2 separate regions of the Homo sapiens genome follow, and region 2 is linked to region 1. A link is a loop called in an ENCODE intact Hi-C map of the cell type or tissue named here. Cell type or tissue: Caco-2. All regions are shown on one strand. Links, peaks and the distances in the headings refer to the core of each region. The heading gives the core; the rest is flanking DNA.

Evidence for each region. Hi-C counts contacts between places; a loop is a spot of excess contacts. Peaks named below come from ENCODE experiments on the same cell type or tissue, not always from the same donor. Only the 100,000 strongest peaks of a DNase experiment are listed, where the experiment ranks them.
Region 2: a loop joins it to region 1, with 3 times the contacts of the local background. A loop is called at or near these places in 3 of 110 quality-filtered maps.

The regions. Positions count from the first base shown.
Region 1 is chr11:71,613,614-71,616,534 of GRCh38, forward strand. No RefSeq gene overlaps it. Among named protein-coding and RNA genes, the nearest start is that of KRTAP5-11, 32 kb to the left of the region's middle. In Caco-2, for the core only: no CTCF peak of the experiment used is centred there; a DNase peak (open chromatin) is centred at 1,588.
Region 2 is chr11:71,747,692-71,750,612 of GRCh38, forward strand. It overlaps the pseudogene ENPP7P8. Among named protein-coding and RNA genes, the nearest start is that of DEFB108B, 84 kb to the right of the region's middle. In Caco-2, for the core only: a CTCF peak has its summit at 1,387 (motif pointing left); no DNase peak of the experiment used is centred there.

The DNA.
Region 1 (2,921 bases), core at 275-2,774:
TCCGCTAGGTTGATGAGCTTTTGCTGGGACACCCCACGGCAGTCGGGTGTGCCAAGGGAACGGATTGCCCTACGCCGACACCTGGAGGACTGTGGGTATAAGGTGTCCAAGAAGAAAGCTCAGATCTGCCGACAGCAGGTACGTTCCTTGGGATTTACTATCAGACAGGGGGAACGCAGCCCGGGATCAGAAAGAAAGCAGGTCATTTGCAATCTAGCAGAGCCTAAGAGCAGAAGGCAGGTGAGAGAATTCTTAGGAGCTGTGGGGTTTTGTAGACTGTGGATCCCAAACTTTGCAGTATTAGCCAAGCCTTTGTATGAGGTCACCAAGGGGGCGGGGACCGGGAACTTTTTGAATGGGGATCCCAACAACAGCAAGTCTTTCATGAGTTAAAGGAGAAACTTATGTCAGCCCCAGCCCTGGGGCTACCCGATCTGACAAAGCCTTTTTCATCCTATGTGCCAGAGAGAGAGAAAAGATGGCAGCCGGACTTTGAACCCAAACTGTGGGGCCCTGGCCGAGGCCGGTGGCCTACCTCTCTAAACAACTAGACTGGGTCTCTAAAGGATGGCCCCTGTGTTTGGGGGCCTTGGCAGCAACTGCACTGCTAGTACAAGAAGCAAAGAAGCTGACTCTTGGGCAAAACCTGAACAGAAAGGCCCCCCATACTGTGGTGACTTTAATGAATACTAAAGGACATCATTGGCTAACGAATGCCAGACTCACCAAGTACCAGACTTTGCTCTGTGAAAATCCCCGTATAACCATTGAAGTTTGTAACACCCTGCCACCTTGCTCCCGCTGTCAGAGAGCCCTGTCGAGCATGATTGTGTAGAAGTGTTGGACTCAGTTGACTCTAGCAGACCTGACATCCGGGACCAAGCTTGGGCATCAGTACACTGGGAACTATACGTGCATGGGAGCAGCTTCATCAACACCTAAGGAGAGAGAGGTGCAGGGTATGCGTGATAACCTGGACACTGTTGTTGAAGCCAGATCGATGCCCCAGGGCACTTCAGCCCAGAAAGCTGAACTCATTGCTTTCATTCGGGCCTTAGAACTCAGTGAGGGTGAGACTGTCAACATTTACACTGATTCTCGGTACGTCTTTTTAACCCTTCACGTGCATGGAGCGTGATAGAAAGAAAAGGGCCTATTGGACTCTGGGGGAAAAGGCACAAAATATCAACCAGAAATCTTCCATGTATTAGAAGCAGTATGGAAACCCCACAAGGTGGCAGTTATGCATTGCAGGGGACACCAGCGAGCTTCCACCTTGGTGGGCTTGGGGAATTCCCGCGCTGACTCAGAGGCTCAAAAGCAGCATCTGCCCCTTTCCAGGCATCAGTCACAGCTCCTCTGCTCCCTCAAGCACCTGATCTTGGACCTGCTTATTCTAAAGAAGAAAAGGACTTTCTCCAGGTAGAGGGAAGGACAAGCGATGGAGGAAGGATGGATTCGGTTACCGGATGGGAGAGTAGCTGTGCCACAGCTGCTAGGAGCTGCAGTTGTACTTGCTGTGCAAGAAACCACCCATCTAGGTCAGGAGTCACTGCAAAAAGTTGTTAGGCCGGTAGTTCTACATCTCGCCTTTCTTAGCCCTTGCCAAAACGGTGAGGCAGCGATGTGTCAGCTGCCGACAGCATCATGCGAGGCAAGGTCCAGCCGTTCCACCCGGCATACAAGCTTATGGAGCAGCCCCCTTTGAAGATCTCCAGGTAGACTTCACAGAGATGCCAAAGTGTGGAGGTAACAAGTATTTACTAGTTCTTGGGCGTACCTAATCTGTGTGGGTGGAGGCTTATCTAACATGAACTGAGAAAGCTCGTGAAGTAAGCCGTGTGCTTCTTCGAGATCTGATTCGTAGATTGGGACTGCCCTTCCGGATCGGCTCAGATAACGGGCCTGCGTTTGTGGCTGACTTGCTACAGAAGACGGCAAAGGTATTGGGGATCACACGGAAACTGCATGCCGCCTCCCGGTCTCAGAGTTCCGGAAAGGTGGAGTGGATGAATCGGACTATCAAAAATAATATTATTGTCTTTCCCGCTGGATATGTAAAACAACACCACGAGGGGCGTCAAACCACCTGCTACATTTAAGGGAATGTTATCCTCTCCCCCCCTCCACCCTTCCCGGATATTAGAGGCAAAAACACAAGGGTAATGTACACCCACTCCTTTATTGGCAGTAATGTCATCCTCTGCATTCTTGGATATTAGGAACAATATCACAGTGTGCGTGGAAGCCTGTCGTGAAATTCAATGGAATGTCATCCTGTGCCTCCCTGGATACGACGAACAATATCACGGGGCATGTAAAACTTCTGAGATATTGGGAGTGATCTCATCCTCTCCCCTCTAGAAGTTAGGGACAATATCACAGGGGTAGTGTACACCTTCTGGGACTTTGGGACTAATATCATCCTCCCACCCCCTGGATATTAAAAACCATGTCACAAGGGGCGTGTACACACACTTCGATATTGGTATGAATACCATCCTCTCCCTCTTTGGATATTCGGTGCCATATTTCAGGTGGGGTTTACACCACCCGCAATATTGGAAGTCATGTTATTTTCTCCCCCCCCAGATATTAGAAAGAATATCACAGGGGGGTGTGAACAACCCTTGCGATATTTGGAGTCATATCATCGTCTCCCCTCAAGAATATTAAGAACAATATCGTAGGGGCGGGGGTTGTATACCCCCTTTCATATTCGATATCATCCTCTTTCCCCCTGGATATTAGGAACAATATCAGGAAGGGATGTACAGACCCTGCGACATTTGCTGTCATGTAATTGTCTCTCCCCTAGATATTAGGAAAATTGTCACTGGGGATGTGAACACCCCTGCGATATTGGGAGTAGTATCATCCTCTCCCCCCTCGCATATTGGGAACAATATCACAGGTGGGGT
Region 2 (2,921 bases), core at 202-2,701, 130 kb after region 1:
CAATTAGCAGAAAATGTAATTTTCTTACTTAATGTTACTTCTTGTTATGTACGTGGAGGAACCACTATCGGAGACAGATGGCCTTGGGAAGCCCGAGAGTTGGTGCCTACTGATCCAGCTCCTGATATAATTCCAGTTCAGAAGGCCGAAGCTAGCAACCTCTAGGTCCTAAAAACCCCAATTATTAGACAATACTGTAGAGCTAGAGAAGGGAAAGACTTTATCATCCCTGTAGGAAAGCTTAATTGTATAGGACAGAGGTTGTATAACAGCACAACAAAGACAATTACTTAGTAGGGCCTAAACCACACTGAAAAGAATCCATTTAATAAATTTTCTAAATTAAAAACTGCTTAGGCTCATCCAGAATCTCATCAGGACTGGACGGTTCCCGCTGGACTATACTAGATATGTAGGCACAGAGCCTACATTCGGTTACCTAATAAATGGGCAGACAGTTGTGTTGTTGGCACTATTAAGCCATCCTTTTTCTTATTACCCATAAAAATGGGTGAGCTCCTAGGTTTCCCTGTCTACGCCTCCCGAGAAAAGAAAGGCATAGTTATAGGAAACTGGAAAGATAATGAGTGGCCCCCTGAAAGGATCATTCAGTATTATGGGCCTGCCACATGGGCACAAGACGGCTCATGGGGATACTGAACCCCCATCTACATGCTCAATTGGATCATGCAGTTGCAGGCCATCTTAGAAATAATTACTAATGAAACTGGCAGAGCTTTGACTGTTTTAGCTTGGCAAGAAACCCAAATGAGGAATGCTATCTATCAGAATAGACTGGTCTTAGACTACTTGCTAGTAGCTGAAGGAGGAGTTTGTGGAAAATTTAACTTAACCAATTGCTGCCTACACATAAATGATCAAGGACAGGTGGTTAAAAACATAGTCAGGGACATGACAAAGGTGGCACATGTGCCTGTACAGGTTTGGCACGAGATTAATCCTGAGTCTTTATTTGAAAAATGGTTTCCAGCTATAGGAGGATTTAAAACCCTCATTGTAGGTGTATTGCTAGTGATAGGAACTTGCTTGCTGCTCCCCTGTGTATTACCCTTGTTTTTTCAAATGATAAGAGGTTTTGTAGCTACTTTGGTTCATCAGAAAACTTCAACACACGTGTGTTATATAAATCAGTATCGCTCTATCTCACAAATAGACTCAAAAAGTAAAGATGAGAGTGAGAACTCCCACTAAAAAGTGAAAATGCTCAAAGGGGGGAAATATGGTATGAGACCACCACTTCTCCTGTTGTCCTTCCCAGTTTCTCCCCAACCTCCCCTTTTCCCTAGTTTGTAAGACAGCAAAAAAGGGAGAAAGCAAAAAGTTGGAAAAAACAGAAGTAAAATAAATAGCTAGACGACCTTGGCGCCACCACCTGGCCCTGGTGGTTAAAATAACAATAATATTAACCCCTGACCAAAACTACCTGTGTTATCTGTAAATTCCAGACACTGTATGAGAAAGCACTGTAAAAACTTTTTGTTCTGTTAGCTGATGTTTGTAGCCCCCAGTCACGTTCCTCACGCTCACTTGATCTATTATGACTTTTTCACGTAGACCCCTTAGAGTTGTCAGCCCTTAAAAGAGCTAGGAATTTCTTTTTCAGGGAGCTCGGCTCTTAAGACACAGTCTGCCGACGCTCCCGGCTGAATAAAAAAACCTCTTCCTTCTTTAATCCGGTGTCTGAGGAGTTTTGTCTGCAACTCGTCCTGCTACACTAGCTCTCCGTGACTCATCCCAACCCTTTTCATTACACACAGCCAAAGTGCAGCGCTGTGCAGTTGAAATTCTTACACAAGAACAAGGATCTCATCCTGTAGCCTTTTTGTCCAAACAACTTGACCTTATCGTTTTAGGTTGGCTGTTATGTCTCTGTGCAGCAGCTGCTGCCACCCTAATACTTTTAAAGGCCCTTAAAATCACAAACTATGCTCAACTCACTCTCTACAGCTCTCATAATTTCCAAAATGTATTTTCCTCCTCACACCTGCCACATATACATTCTGCTCCCCGGCTCCTTCTGCTGTACTGTTTGTTGAGTCTCCCACAATTACCATTGTTCCTGGCCCGGACTTCAATCCGGCCTCCCACATTATTCCTGATACCACACCTGACCCTCATGACTGCATCTCTCTGATCCACCTGACATTCACCCCATTTCCCCACATTTCCTTCTTCCCTGTTTCTCACCCTGACCACACTTAGTTTATTGATGGCAGTTCCACCAGGCCTAATTGCCACACACCAGCAAAAGCAGGCTATGCTATAGTACAAGCCACTAGCCTGCCTCTTAGAACCTCTCATTTCCTTTCCATCGTGGAAATCTATCCTCAAGGAAATAACTTCTCAGTGTTCCATCTGCTATTCTACTAATCCTCAGGGATTCTTCAGGCCCCCTCCCTTACCTACACATCAAGCTCAGGGATTTGCCCCCACCCAGGACTGGCAAATTAGCTTTAATCAACGTGCCCCGAGTCAGGAAACTAAAATAACTCTTTGTCTAGGTAGACACTTTCACTGGATAGGTAGAGGCATTTCCCACAGGGTCTAAGAAGACCACCACGGTCATTTCTTCCCTTCTATCAGACATAATTCCTCAGTTTGGCCCTCCCACCTCTATAGAGTCTGATAGCAGACCGGCCTTTATTAATCAAGTCAGCCAAGCATTTTTTCAGGCTCTTAGTATTCAGTGAAACCTTTATATCCCTTACAGTCCTCAGTCTTCAGGAAAGGTAGAACAGACTACTGGTCTCTTAAAAACACACCTTACCAAGATCAGCCACCAACTTAAAAAGGACTGGACAATACTTTTACCACTTTCCCTTCTCAGAATTCAGGCCTGTCCTCGGAATGCTGCAAGGTACAGCCCATTTGTTGCGGGAAGTCAGGGACCCCAAACGGAG